Linked DNA regions of Homo sapiens: region 2 is linked to region 1. Evidence: chromatin loops called from intact Hi-C (ENCODE). Cell type or tissue: Caco-2. All regions are shown on one strand.

Region 1 (8,000 bases):
GTGCCTCAGCCTCCTGAGTAGCTGGGGTTACAGGCGTGAGCCACCACACCTAAGTTTTGTATTTTTAGTAGAGACAGGGTTTCACCATGTTGGCCAGGCTGGTCTCGAACTCCTGGCCTCAAGTGATCTACCCACCCCTGCCTCCCAAAGTGCTAGGATTAGAGGTGGGAGCCACTGCACCCGGCCTCTATTTTTATTTTAGGTTCAAGAGGTACATGTGTGGGTTTGTTCCATGAGTATCTTCATGATACTGAGGTTTGGGTTTCTAACGATCCTTTCACCCAAGTAGTGAACACAGTACCCAATAGGAAGTTTTTCAATTCTTTCCCCACTCCCTCCCCTGTTTTTTATTTTTATTACTTTGCTTTTGTCTCCATGTCCCCATATCATAAGCCTCTTGAGAATGGAAACCACGTCTAAGCTTCCTTGTATCCCCCTCAGTGCCTGTCATGGTGCTGGGTACAGGGGCACCAATGAGTACCTGTTGAGATGAACAGGGACCACCTTGAAGGGAGAGGGCTGGGGAAAGGAGAAGGCAGGCACAGTAAGAGCTCATGTCCTCTGCATACTGGTTACATGCTGGTGCTGTCATCGGCATTTAACATGTGCTAATCTGCTTAATTTTCACAGCTGCCTTATGAGGTGAACCCACCTTACAGAACAGGTGATTTAGGCACAGAGATGTTACCTGAATGGCCCAAAGTCACACAGCTACTAAGAGGCAAAGCCAGGATCTGAACCCAGAGAGTCCAGCTCCAGAGTCCATGATCTTCCATGTCTCCCACTACTGCAGAAGGACAGCTATCCCCTGGTGGCATGTGGGCAGTAATCAGGCCAGAGAAACGGAGGAAGTATATACTTTCCAGAAAAAAATAAACCAGACCTAGAATCCTTATCCCAACTCAACTTGCAATGACCGCTAAAAAAGGGTCTCTTCAGCATAAGGACAAGGTGTCTGTCCCCAGGGCCTCAGCTCTGCTTCTAGCTATCAACATGTCCAGAGGACACTGACTGTGGCCTCTGCTCTCTCCCACCTCCCAGAGCTCCTTCCTGCCTCTTCATAGATGAGGGGAGAGATGATGGGAGACAGAGGGTGGCATTTGCCAATGGAGACTAGCCCCAGGTCAGAGAGCCTGGGCTGGCACTTAGGAGTTCCCTGCTGGGAGCGACCCCCAGCCCAGCTGCATGCACCAAACTCCACCCAGCAAGAGAATTCTCACTGCCCTAGAAAAGCAGCTCCCCAAATTTAAACAATCCTGACCCCACCTTCTGCCTCCTGCACATACTTTCTTTGAAATCTTCCAATGCTGAGTAAAGGAAAGATTATTTGATGTCTCTGAGTCTCATCTCTACAAAACCAACCCTGGATGGCCACGTCCAAAGCTACCAGAGGTAACCCCAGTTCTGCTCCAGGGGAGGGGATAAGACAGCATCGACTGCCTTGCAAGGAAGGATCTTGCAACACGCAGCCCGAGAAGAACCTTTCAAGGAGGACAGGGGAAGACTTTATTTTAAAAGTAGTGACTGTTTCAAGGATCTACCTTATGAAGTAAAAGTGAACTTCTTGCTCCAGTAAGTAATTTAAAAGACAAATACGTTCACAGACATACATAGCAACAATGAAGAAACCATAAACCATCACACCAGTTGTCCAAGGCATAAACTGTCAGTGTGGTTCCAAGAGACATTGGCTTGGTTTGGTTTTGATGGAAATCTCTGTATTATCTATTTTTTCCCTAAATGCAAAGTGAAGAGTGTTTTTATCCTTCCTTTATTCACTCAGTGAACACCTACTAAGTGCGACCTCCAGTCCTCAGGCTGCATGCTGGAGATTCAAAGGTGAATATGAACTCAATGAGATGACAGCCCAGAAGACAGAGATGGATAAGTAAATAGTCTCAAGTGCAGTGAAAATTTTGGATTTCTGGGATAGGCGCTATTGATTCTATAAAGGGGACAAACCATGAAGGAAGAGTTAGACGAACCCAAAGGCCATCACGGAGGAGGCAGTGCTTCTGCAACATTGCGAGGAACTGCAAGTAGTATAAAAAAGCAACAGCAGGCGTCGGGGAAAATAGTGAGAATGAACACTGGACATGGATGTGGTGGCACACCTGTGGTCCCAGCCACTCAGGAGGCTGAGGTGGGAGGATTGCTTGAGCGCAGGAGGTTAAGGCTACAGTGCGCAGTGATTGTGCCACTGCACTCCAGCCTGGGCGACAGAGAGAGACTCTGACTCTAAAAAAAAATGAAAATAAAATAAAATATTAAAGACGTAGACAGGAGTCAGATCATGGAGTAAAAGAATTATTCCATTAATGCAGCTCTTGTAAGCACTTCCATCTGACGTAGCCGAGGACTTGATTCAAAATCCTTTCTTTGACCTGCATTGCCTAGAATTCTCCGAGAGAAAACAAGCTTTGCAGACTCTCAAAGGGAATGTCTGGCCATGGTGGAACGCGGGCCCTTGGAGGACTGGCCGGGGCTATGACTCTGGAAGCAGCAAGGGAGGCAAGTGCGCAAGCCTCACCGAGAAGGGAAGACCAGGCTGCTCTCAGCTCTCGGCCGGGCTCCTCACACACCGGAGTGGGCCTAAAGTTCGAGGAGCTTCTTTCTCCTTTTCTCCCCGCAGTGCTTAACGTCTCGGGCCACGGGCTGCCAGCACTCACCTTCTGCCGAGGCCGCCCTGCGGCCTCCCTGTTCTGAGGCCCCTGCCCCTCCCTGATGAAACTTCCTCGGTGCTAACTTGGCAAGAACAGGCAAACGCTGCTGTGCTTCCCTTTGCCCATGAAAAGAATGAGGTTTAGGGGAGGCTCTGCACAGTCCTGTGCTGCCCGGGAGAGCTGAGCAGAAGCTGTTGAAGCCGGCCTCCTGGACTGAGCTTGGTCCAGCAGCCTATCCACGTGAGAGCCCTGGCTGTCTGGAGGCACAGGGAGCGGCTGGGCCTGCAGCGTCCCACCTGGAGGGAAAGGACGCACCGCGACGGAGGCGTGGGCCCTGCGCCGGTGCTGGGCAGGCGGCGGCCGCGCGCCCGGGAGCCACGCTTCTCCGGCGGAACGCGGCGCCCCCTGGCGGCAGAACGCTTGTGGCCGCCGTTACGCTCGTGTGGAAACAGCGCCATCTGCCGAACGTTCTGTCACATTGCTGATTGGCCCACACAGATTTTGTAAGGATTTTTCCTTCTGCTTGCTTAAATCAGGCCGTCCTGAGCCTATTCAAAGTGTACTTTTGAAATGAAAAAAGAAACTGACTGTACAAGATGTTTTGCTCGCTGGAAAAACGAGGATGAAAGGAAAATGGGTAGCGATTATCTGAATAACATGTGCTTCCTGTCTGTAGTGAGGTGTGAACATGGTGGGGCCGCACGTTGCAGAGGAAAACGCATGCATTTTGGAGTCAGGCAACTGCAATCAAATTCTCACTAGCTCCGTGAGCTAGGAAAGTTACTTAGCATTTCTGAGCCTCATTTGTCCTTATCTGTAAAGTAGAAGTACATTTACCTTGCAGCATTGTAGCAAAAGTTAAATAAAATAATGTGCATAAAATGAAAATTAAATGTGTATGAAGTAAATCAGATAATATGTATAACAGGTAGGCTTTAAAGTATAACATAAAAATATCACATAGACATTTTTCTAATTGTTAGAATCGTGAAATATTCCTGAAATGGATTTATCAAATGAGAAGATGGAATCTCTCTGAGGTATTTTTAAATTTTCTCTACAATGGTTGATTCTGACCTTTCTGTAAAAGACGATCTATTTCTGGGCACAGATCCTAGAAGCAGAATTCTGCCAAAGTGAGACTCCACTAACATTTATTGAATGTCTGCCACATGCTAGACACTTTCAAAGATGCTCTTTCATTATCGCCAGTAAAATCTGAAGCTTCAGGATCTATTTCCTCTTCCCAGCAGAAAGTTTTGCCAGGAATATTAGAACCTCTTTTTTACAGCCTCTCAAGTACTTTCAAGATTACTCAGAAAATCCCAAAACTTTGAACAACCCAAATGCCAATTAACAGGAGAATCAATGATAGTACATCCATACAATGAAACATTACTGGGCAATGAAAAAGACAAACAACCAGATAAACACCGCAGGAGGGACTCTCAAATCTGAGGCAAAAATAGAAAGTCAGGCCAAAAATATACTGTATTTGCATGAAGTTCTAGAATATGAAAACCTAAATGATGGAGATAGAAATCAGAATCGTTGTCCACACAGGATAGGGGTGGGGATTGACTGCGGAGGGGCACTAGGCAACTTATGGGGTGATGGGCATGTCCTGAATGTTGATCTAGGTGCTGGTTGCACAGTTATGTACAGGCAGTGGTGTGCTGAAGCCTGCTGGCACCATCAAGAGAGTGGACTGTTAATTTTTCAGGATGTTTGCAAGCCAGTCAGCATCACATTGATAGCTTGGAATCCACCGTGGTGGAAATATTTATACTCCAGAAATTGGCAAACACTACAAAGCAGGGCTTTTTTATCCCACCAGAGAGCCAGTTGTAAAACATGTATGAACACACAACTGTATATATTTGCCAAAGCTCATTGAATTATATATTTCAGATCTATGCATTATACTGTATGCAAATTATATTTCAAACATGGGGGGTGAGTACAAGCTCTCCGCTATCAGAGTGTGCAGAGCACAGCTGGAGGCCCATGCTGAGCAGCTGGGGAGAAAGGTTGGAATCAGTCATTTCTGGAATGGAAAAGCAAAATTTAAGAAGTCTTTTCAGTCATAATGGGTCTAAAGCAAGAAAGCAGATCAAAATACATAAGCCTCAGAATAGAGGTGCAAGACTGGGTCAGCATTTTGATAATGGCTGCACAGATTGCAAATCATCAGCCTCACCTTAGCAAGGAGGAACTGGAGGCCCATATCAGAATCCAATGTTCATCATCTATAATTTTATTAATTTTATTCTTTAAATCATCACACAGGCCAGGCACAGTGGCTCACACACTTTGGAGGCTGAGACAGGTGGATCGCTTGAGCCCACGAGTTTGAGACCAGCTTAGGCAACATGGCGAAACCCCATCTCTACAAAATACAAAAAATTAGCCAGGCACGGTGGCACATGCCTGTAGTCCCAGTTATTCAGCAGGCTGAGGGTGGGAGAATCACCTGAGCCCAGGAGTTTGAAGCTATAGGGAGCCATGATTGTGCCACCGCACTCCAGCTTGGATAACAGAATGAGATCCTATCTAAAAAAATATATATATATATATATATATACACACACACACACACACACATTTTTTTTTAGTGTACAGTTCTATAATTTTTACATATGTATAGATTCACATAAGCACTGCCACAATCAGGATTCAAAATAGTGCCATCACACCCCTAAAAACTCCCTCATGTTTTCCCTTTATAATCACAGCCTCTCCCATTCGTAACTCCTGGCAACCACAGATCTATCCTCCATCAGTATTTTATCTTCTCAAAAATGAGAAATACAGCACGTAAACTTCTGAGACTACTTCCTTCCCCATCCCCCAGCATCATGCCTTGGAAAGTGCTCAGCTGCTGCATGTGTAAACAGTTCATTCCTTTCTACTGCTGAGTAGTATTTCATTGTATGGATATACCACAACTTCTTCATGCATTAACCTGTTCAGTCACCTGTTGAAGGACATTTGCTTGGAGCAATTATGAATAGAACATCAGATAATCACAGAATTATCAACAGAACATTTATATAAAGGTTTTTATGTAAGCATAAGTTTTCACTTCTCTAGGAAGTGGGGTTTCTGGGTTATAAGACAAACACGTTAGCTTTATAAGAAATTGCCAAACTTTTCCAGACTGGCTATACCATTTTTTATTCCCACCCACAATGTATAAAATTTGAAATAGAGCTTTGGGAGGCCGAGGCGGGCGGATCACGAGATCAGGAGATTGAGACCATCCTGGCTAACACAATGAAACCCTGTCTCTACTAAAAATACAAAAAATTAGCCAGGCACGGTGGTGGGCACCTGTAGTCCCAACTACTCAGGAGGCTGAGGCAGGAGAATGGCATGAACCTGGGAGGCGGAGCTTGCAGTGAGCCGAGATCACGCCACTGCACTCCAGCCTGGGGGACAGAGCGAGACTCAGTCTCAAAAAGAAAAAAAAAAAAGAATTGCAATAGAGAGAAGAATCAAACAGATGCAATAAAAAATGATATAGGGGATATCACCACTGATCCCACAGAAATACAAACTACCAACAGAGACTACTATAAAAACACTTCTATGCAAATAAACTCAGAAATCTAGAAGAAATGGATAAATTCCTGGACACATACACCCTCCCAAGTCTAAACCAGGAAGAAGCTGAATCCCTGAATAAACCAATAACAAGTTCTGAAATTGAGGCAGTAATAGCTTACCAACCAAAAAAAGTCCAGGACCACACGGATTCACAGCTGAATTCTACCAGAGGTACAAAGAGGAGCTGGTACCATTCTTTCTGAAACTTTTCCAAACAATAGAAAAAGAGAGAATCCTCCCTAACTCATTTTATGAGGCCAGCATCATCCCAATGCCAAAACCTGGCAGAGACACAACAAAAAAAGAAAATTTCAGGCCAATATCCCTGAGGAACATCCATGAGAAAATCCTCAATAAAATACTGGCAAACTGAAACCAGCAGCATCAAAAACCTTATCACCACGATCAAGTCGGCTTCATCCCTGGGATGCAAGGCTGGTTCAACATATGAAAATCAATAAACGTAATCCAGCATATAAACAGAACCAATGACAAAACCACATGATTATCTCAATAGATGCAGAAAAGGCCTTTGACAAAATTCAACACCCCTTCAATGCTAAAAACTCTCAACAAGCTAGGTATCGATGGAACGTATCTCAAAATAATAAGAGCTATTTATGACAAACCCATAGCCAATATTGGCAAAAACTGGAAGCATTCCCTTTGAAAACCAGCACAAGACATGGATGCCCTCTCTCACCACTCCTATTCAACATAGTGTTGGAAGTTCTGGCCAGGGCAATCATGCAAGAGAAAGAAATAAAGGGTATTCAAATACGAACAGAGGAAATCAAATCGTCTGTATTTGCAGATGACATGATTTTATATTTAGAAAACCCCTTCATCTCAGCCCAAAATCTCCTTAATCTGATAAGCAACTTCAGCAAAGTATCAGGATACAAAATCAATGTGCAAAAATCACAAGCATTCCTATACACCAATAACACAAACAGAGCACCAAATCATGAGTGAACTCCCAATTCACAATTACTACAAATAAAATAAAATACCTGGAATACGACTTACAAGGGATGTGAACGACCTTTTCAAGGAGAATTACAAACCACTGCTCAAGGAAATAAGAGAGGACACAAGCAAATGGAAAAATATTCCATGCTCATGGATAGGAAGAAACAATATTGTGAAAGTGGCCATACTGCCCAAAGTAATTTATAGATTCAATCTATCCCCATCAAGCTACCACTGACTTTCTTCACAGAATTGGAAAAAACTACTTTAAACTTCATATGGAAACAAAAGACAGCCTGCATAGCCAAGACAATCCTGGGCAAGAAGAACAAAGCTTGAGGCATCACGCTACTGGACTTCAGACTATACTACAAGGCTACAGTAACCAAAACAACATGGTACTGGTACCAAAACAGATACATGGACCAATGGAACAGAACTGAGGCCTCGGAAATAACACCACACATCTACAACCATCTGATCTTTGGCAAACCTGACACAAACAAGCAATGAGGAAAAGATTCCCTATTTAATAAATGGTGTTGGGAAAACTGGGTAGCCATATGCAGAAAACTGAAACTGGACCCCTTCCTTATACAAAAAACAACTCAAGATGGATCAAAGACTTAAACATAAGACCTACGACCATAAAAATCCTAGAAGTAAACCTGGGCAATACCATTCAGGACATAGGCATGGGCAAAGACTTCATGACTAAAACACCAAAAGCAATGGCAACAAAAGCCAAAATTGACA
Region 2 (8,000 bases), 870 kb before region 1:
TAGCAGTGTCCCCTTGAGATTTAAGCTTGTATAGCTATTTATTTATCTGATACCACATAAAATACATATGCCTATGGGGGCAGTAAACACAGCCTTTTTCATCAGTGCACATCAGAATCTACCGGAGAGCTTACTGCATAGGAGAAGGTCAAGAATGTTTACAGAATGGGTGATTAAAAATGAATGAATGACTTCAGCATAAAGATGGCAAGTTAAAGAAATGCTTCTACTTTTGCTCCCATCCAAAATCCCAATAAAACAACAGCTTTTTTAAAAAAGCATAAACCCTGAAGGGTGACAAGAACTGGAGAGGAAACAATAGCAACTTTCTTGAAACCCAGAAAGCAGATGCATTCTACACTTGTGCAAGAAAAAAAACAAACCAAGAACCAGTGCAATTGACACTTCAGACTCCCAAAAGGTTTAGATGTCTATGACCCTATCTACCCCTGGAAGTGGGGGGTGAAGGAAGCAGCCAAAAGAAGGGGGAGATGGGTTGAGAGTCCATTCAGGAAGCACCCTAGTTAGACCTCCTGTTCCCCTCCCGGACTCTGCCCAAAAAAGAGACTTCTCCCAGCCCTTCCTGGCAGAAGCCTGGAGATTTGTTCTCTCAAAAGTGGAAAACAAAGGGTCTCTTGACTGAAAAACACACAGAACCATTAAGGATGGGCTTATCAGACCCCCTCAAAGGATGACTAAGTAAACATATCCATACTAGATGTCAAGACTCCCAGCTCTCTCCTTCAACTTGGTTTCAGAAGGCTGGTGGTCAGGACTCAGTCCTCCAAGCAGGAGATTGAAAGAGCTCTTCCTGAGGAATCTGACTTTCCCGCAAGCAAAATCTGATACCAAGTGTTCCTGTAACAAAATGGCCTGCCAGAACACCCTACAGGGAACCCGACAGATGTCAAGTTCACAGGCCCAGAGCCTCCTCTTGCCCGGTTACCAGGCATCTGAGGAAAGACAGAGCAAAAACACAAGCATGAAAAGGCATCTTGGAGGAAACAGGGTCTGTACAGGGAGAAGAACGCTTCAAATAAAGAGGATGCTCCAAAAATCCTTCAGGGAATAGAAAAAAGGGGAGCCCTCGGAAATTAAAATATGATAGAAAAATAAAAATCTCAATGGAAGGGTTGAAAGAAAAAAGTTGAGGAGATCTACTAGAACATACTGCAAAAATACAAAGAGACGAAAGTAGAGAAAAAAGATGAGGAAATGAGAGGCTTCTGAGATCTGACACCTAAGTGAGAGGAATTCCAGGAGAAAACAGAGAAAATAGGAAGGAGGAAATCCTCAAAGAGGCATCGCAAGAAACTCACCCAGAAGGAAAGGCGATGATTAAAAGGGCTACCCAGTGTTCCGTACAGTGGATGAAAACAGTCCCACACCAAGGCACATCGTTGTGAAATTTCACACCACTACTCACTAAGAGAAGATCTGGCTAGTTTCCAGAAAGGAAAAAGAGGACCCGCAAAAGGATCAGGAATGAAACTTGCTTCGGGCTTCTAACAATATAATTGAAATGTGGAAGAAGAAGAAATCCCTCTAACATACCGAAGAAAAATAATTTCCCATTTAGAATTCTACACCTGCCCAAGTTGTCAATTGAATAGAATAGAGATATTCTCAGATATGCAGAATCTCAAAATTGTACCTTGCCCACTCTCTTTCCTAGGAAGCAATGGTAGGACGTGTTCTTCCTAAAAAGTAAGAGAGTGAACCAAGAAAGAAACACGCATGGGATTCAGGAAACAGGGGATGCAATATGGGAGTGAGGCAAAGCAAACAGAGATGCCAGGAAGCCAGCTGTGCGCTAGGCAGAGAGGGCAACCAGGCCAGACCAAAGGGAGCAGAAGGCACCAGGGAGATTTCTCCAGATGGAATCAGTAGGACTTCTGGTGCATCTGGACATCTTGAGAGGAGATTGAAATGGTAGGTGGAAATTTTTGCATTGAAATTGGTGATGAGGCCAGGCATGGTGGCTCATGCCTGTAATCTCAGCACTTTGGGAAGCTGAAGAAGGCAAATCACTTGAGGTCAGGAGTTTGAGACCAGCCTGGCCAACATGAGGAAACCCTGTCTCTATCCAAAATACAAAAATTAACCAGGCATGGTGGCGCGTAACGCACACCTGTAATCTCAGCTATTCAGGAAGCTGAGACAGGAGAATTGCTTGAATCCAAGAGGCAGAGGTTGCAGTGAGCCAAGATCGCACCATCGCACTCCAGCCTGGGTGACAGAGCGAGACTCCATCCCCCCAAAAAAGAAAAAAGAAATTGGCGATGAGAGCAAACACAACTACACAAACCAAACCAAGACAATTAATTAGTCCCTCCAGAGAAGAAAAAGAGTTGTGCAGGAAAGACAAAGCAATCTGGTTTGCTGCATGGATCAGCTACATACAAACAGAACTTTATAGACATAAAAATATTAAAACTGAGTATTCATCCAACCAAAATTGTGACACAGCTCCCTTGCTGGACGAGAAATGGGAAGTATGTGAGCACGTGGTGGGTTCAGGGGAGGAAAGGGAGCCACGTTTCCATCTTCAGTGGTAGAAAGTTCATAGGTCGTCTCTGAAGATGGAAGCATCTATAAGTATTACTAGAAGGGTGTCATTTACAGACAAAAACCAAAGGGAAAAAATAGCCAAAAGAAATGAAAGTGATGACCTCTGCAGATTGGAAGATGGTCAAAGAGGAAACCCAACTGCTTTTGTTTCAAATTATTTAGAAAAATGTGATGCTTCAAATATATTACTTTCATATATCACTTTTTTTTTTTTGACACGGAGTCTCGCTCTGTCACCCAGGCTGGAGTGCAGTGGCACGATCTCGGCTCACTGCAACCTCCACCTCCCGGGTTCAAGCGATTCTCCTGCCTCAGCCTCCCGAGTAGCTGGGACTACAGGCATGTGCCACTACGCCCAGCTATTTTGTGTATTTTTAGTAGAGACGGGGTTGGTTGGCCAGGATGGTCTCGATCTCTTGACCTCGTGATCCGCCCGCCTCGACCTCCCAAAGTGCTGGGATTACAGGAGTGAGCCACCGTGCCCGGCCAATATATTACCTTAATAAAACAAAAACTAAAGATCAAGGTAAGTAAATACATGTGTTCTACCTAGTGTGAAATCTCTTTCAAACACTAGATGGTGCTGTTGCCCCCCTTGTGGAAACCACACCGGGGCAGGGCAGGTGCTTGCTGGTCAGCATGTCTATGGAGTTTTCCACAAAACAGAATTAAGAGAGTTGTTATGAAAAAAGTTAGGAAGGAATTAAAGTTGTTCATTTTCTTTCCTTGCCAAATAGGAGCCCACTTCACTGGATAGGAAGAAAAACATCATTTGCCCCTAGCGGTGCAATAACTGGAAGCTCAGCGCTGGGCACCAAGCTGAGTCCTGGGGCTAAGTGCTGTGCCCTCTAGAAACAGATGTTGACTCGATAAAGTCAACTGTATGGCCAGCTGTGGCAAATGCCTCTCTCAGGCACCTGGGCCTGGACTCAAGAGTGAGAGGAAATTCAGGAACGGGAAGCTTGTTTCAGGGAAGCTGAAGCTACCATTGGTGCTCCCTATGGTCAGAATTCAATGGCATTAAAGGAACAGTGAATTTGGGATCATCCAATGACAAGTGGGAAGCTTATGCACTGGGAGAAGTCAAGGCATCAACATGAATATCAGGCCACTTTCCCAGAGAGCATGTCTGTTTTGAGTTGTGAGATGAATAGGAGGCCTCTTTAACACATCCTGCAAAGTCACTAATGACAGCTTGATGGCCTGGTCAATGATTAGGGGTTTTTTTTCCCATTGGCCCTATTTTCCATGACTTTTCTGGATCTGTACTTACCTACTTTGGACCTCTGCTGTGTTGCACACAGGTTTCATGGGATAAATACTATGAAAGAAATATTCTATTAACGAGGGACGCCGGCACACTGGCCACTCAATTTTCTTGCCACTCTTCCTTTCCAGGTCATTCTGCCACCCCAGCCTTGCTGACCTCCAGCCATCCTGATCACTCCTCTATCTCCTGTTCTGTATCCTTCTCCCTCTGTCCCAGATCTGAGCATAGTTCCCAGCTCTTGCCTCTTCTCCTTCTCTCTCCACCCTCCTCCAGATACCTAAATTATTTCTCAGAGTTTCAGTCTTCTCCTCTCTGCGGATGACATTCCAAAATCTCCACCCCATCCTCAACTCCCCCGTCATCACCAGACATCCATTCCTGCCTCTTCTCAGACAACTCCACTTAGGCAATTAGTGGAGTTGCCACTTTTTGTGGAGTTGCAATTAGTGGAGTTGCAATTAGTGGAGTTCTCACCAACCTTCAGTTAGACATGCATGCAGCATGTCTAGAATCAAACTCAGCAGCTCTCCCGTCCCAGTCACCTACTCCTGCTAATTTTCTCATTCCTGACATCAGGCATGCACGCATTCAATAAACATTTACTTGGGTTTTAAAAAACAAGGTTTACACCCTTAAGGAACTTGTAGATTGCAGGTAGAGGAGAGAGACAGGTCACAGAACCCCCAACACATGTGATCGGCGCTCTATCAGAGGGAAGCGGAGGGGTCAAGGTGTCCACAGAGGAGGGGATCTCAGTGCCTCTGGAGATTCAGGGGAGCTTAGCCCAGCTCAGCTCCAAGCCATCCAGTTTCATTCCTCTTCTCCTTTGGGCTCCTGTTGACCCTTTCTCAGCCACATCTTCTACATCATGCTCTTCCAAGCCCCAGTGTGCATAGTCACCTGGAGAGCTTGTTAAAAGGCAAATTCTCTTTGAGCAGGTGGAGGGTGGAGCCTGAGATTCCGCATTTCATACATGATCCCAGGGGGTGGCACTGTTGCCGCCAGACTGTGCAACCCACTACCCGTCCCAAGGCTCTTTCTTCCTTTGCCTTGTTGCAGCCTTATCACCTCAGGCCAGCACTAGGGCCCAGCCCACGAACGCTCTCCCTGCCTCCAATCCTAGACTGTGCAATACAGTAGCTGCCAGCCATAGTGCCTACTTAAATGCAAATTAATTAAAATTTAAAATTCCCTTTCCTATTCACAGTAGCCACATTACACCTAGGCAGTAGCCACAATGCCACATTATACAGACAAGATATCAGGCATTTTCTTCATTGCAAAAGTTCTGTTGGGTGGCACTGCACAATAATCTCAGCTCCACCTAAACTAACCACAAACTGACTACCAGCCTCACCACACTCTCAGCTCCTTGAAGGCAAGTTCTGTATTTGTCTTGTCATTTTTCTCTAAGTGCAGAACCTACCCCATATCCTTTCTTTCATTTGACAAATATTTATTGATCATCTCCTATGTAGCAGATGCTGTGCTTAGCACTGCTAAGGGGCACCCAGAGGTGAACAAGACAAACAGGGTCCCTGTCATTGCAGAGGTCACAAAGCACGTGCTCCATAAGTCTTCACTGAAATGAATAAATGAATGAATCATACACAGACAACCCCCAGGGAAATCTTCACAATGATTTTCATAATTCTCCCCAACTCAGAAATTCTTAATACTTGCTTTCAATCTGCAGAAGAAAATCCAGATGCCACAGCCTGGGATATGAGGCTCTTCTGAGAGGCAGAGATGCGTGGTTAATGTCTTCGTTTGTTAGGGCTGCCATAACAAAACATCACTGACGGGGTGGCTCAAGTAGAAATTGATTTCCCACAGCCCTGGAAGTTAGGAGTCCAAGATCAAGGTTGTCAACAAAGTTGGTTTCTCCTGAGGCCTCTGCTCGGCTGGGAGACAGCTGCCTTCTCCTAGTGTCCTCAAAGTAGTTCCTCTTCTTATGAGGATACCAGTCAGATTGGATTAGGACTCACCCTAATGGTCTTAGTTTAATTAATTCTTTTTTTTTTTTTTTTGAGATGGACTCACTCTGTTGCACAGGCTGGAGTGCAGTGGCACGATCTTGGCTCACTGCAACCTCCGCCTCCCAGGTTCAAGGGATTCTCCTTCCTCAGACTCCCGAGTAGCTGGGTCTACAGACATGCCCAGCTAATTTTGTATTTTTAGTAGAGACAGAGTTTCCCCACGTTGGCCAGTCTGATCTGAAACTCCTGACCTCAGGTGATCCACCCACCTCGGCCTCCCAAAGTATGAGATTATGGGCATGAGCCACCACACCCGGCCCCTTAGTTTAATTTAATCACCCCTTTAAAGGCCCCATGTCCAAATACAGTCACATTCGGAAGCACTGGGAATCAGGGCTTCAACATCTGAATTTGGGAGAGACACCGTTCATCTCATAACAATTAGAAATATGATCTTGGAAACTAACAAAACTGGGTTCTGCTAGCAGGTCTGAAATTCCTGCCAGTGTGAGGGGACTTGACTTGTCTGAGCCTGTTTTCTCTCCGGAGAAAGGTGCTAAAGCTACCTCCCTCCCGAGGCTGTCGAGAAAATTACAAGCAATTACTTACGTGAAGCATCGAGCAGAGCTCAGCACATAGTAGGCACTGCGTTAATTACAGCCACTGGCATCACCACTTTACCGCCCAGATCCCCCAGCAGCAACCCTTCCCTTTCTTGTGGTCCCTGAGCACCCTGAGCCTTGCCTGCCCAAGCCTTGATTTCCAGCCCGGCTCCTTGACTCCTCTCCCTCTCATCACATTCAAACCTTAGTCTTCCTTCCCTAAGTCCTTCAGACCTTCCTTCTCTGCGTAGCCTTGCCGTCAGAAGTCAGTCCCAGCTCCTCTTCTCCGAGCTGTGTTAGCATTCCTGTCAATTCCACACCAGCTCCCAATTAACACCTAGGAATTAAAATCCTATGCTGTTAATTTGTCTGCTGACTTCCCCCCACCCGCAGACATGCCACCTTCCCTGTTAGATGTGAGACATTTGAGATCAAAGCCCACCATTATACCTTTTGGTCTCTCTCATAGCACCTATCAAAGTGTCTCAAACATAGTAGGCCTTTATCAACCAAGAGAGTGTGTGGACATAAAAATACATACAGTCAACATTCGCTAACTGAGTAGGTGTAGGTGTAGGGGTGTGTGTGTGTGTTTGTGTGTGTGTCTGTTTAGCATTTTAAAAGCCATGGGAAAGAGAAACACCAAACTCAGGTGGCTGGTTCTCTCCTGAGGGAAGAGGAGGTAATCTCACATGGATTTGGCAGTGTTGGCAATGCCTGGTTTTGTTTTTTTAAACTGGGTAGCAGCTACAGTATTATGTTAAATATTGCAAAATAATATGTCCTTACTCGATAGATATCTGCTGTTTATGGACGTATGAAGAATTCTCCTGACATGAGAAAAAATGCTTAAAATATTTGTTTTAGAAGCTATTTAGTTAGGATTTCAGAGTATAACTCAACAAACTCCTTTAATTAATATTTTATCTAAAAGGAAATATTTATGAGACATTACCAGGCTCCTAATGCAAATATAACTTCTATAAATAGGAGAAAAAAATAATTTTCTGCAAGTCTTATATTCTAAAGAGAACATCTTTAATTGTGAACCCATCTCCCGCTCGATGAAAGAAGGTAAGAGAAGCAGATAAAGAGAACAGAAGAAGTGAGGCTGTACTCTAATTAACAGTGATAATACATACACATTTTCTGTTGCTTTCAAGCACCGCCTCAGCAATTTTCAGACAATGAAAGACATACTTAGCACCTTGTACCGCTCCCTGAGTAGTTCTTTTATTGCATTGCTATCCTCAGATGTTGTCTGTGCTCTTTGAGAGGCTTGGGCCTCTCAAAGCTCCTCCAAGTTGCAACAATTGCTCAGGACTAGAATCCCCAAATTTCGCGTTTTTCAGTTCTCAGGTGAGACCTGGACACAAATTTTTCTGTCTCCCGATCCAAGGTCCCATCACTGAGAAAATCTTTGCAAAACAGTATTTCCCAGAGCACCCTATATTTTGCTTTAAAGTCAGTCCAGGTCCCCTGACCCCCACCCCGTAATGGCAAAAGGAATATCATGGTCTTTATACCTAATCCAAAAGCAACTGCTGCCCCAGGACAGAGCCCCTCCTCAGGGCTCAG

What was found. A loop is a pair of places that touch in the nucleus more often than their neighbours do. Peaks named below come from ENCODE experiments on the same cell type or tissue, not always from the same donor. Only the 100,000 strongest peaks of a DNase experiment are listed, where the experiment ranks them.
Region 2: it touches region 1 in a loop (12-fold over the local background); 17 of 110 quality-filtered maps call a loop at or near these places.

Annotation. Positions count from the first base shown.
Region 1 is chr11:129,747,921-129,755,920 of GRCh38, forward strand. No RefSeq gene overlaps it. Among named protein-coding and RNA genes, the nearest start is that of TMEM45B, 64 kb to the right of the region's middle. RefSeq lists enhancers at 2,124-2,625, 2,626-3,125 and a silencer at 2,913-3,012. In Caco-2, a CTCF peak has its summit at 3,092 (motif pointing left); a DNase peak (open chromatin) is centred at 3,001; H3K4me3 peaks cover 185 bases.
Region 2 is chr11:128,881,747-128,889,746 of GRCh38, forward strand. No RefSeq gene overlaps it. Among named protein-coding and RNA genes, the nearest start is that of KCNJ5, 5.6 kb to the right of the region's middle. In Caco-2, CTCF peaks have their summits at 3,155 (motif pointing right), 3,357, 4,839 and 6,426; DNase peaks (open chromatin) are centred at 3,175 and 4,845; H3K27me3 peaks cover 268 bases.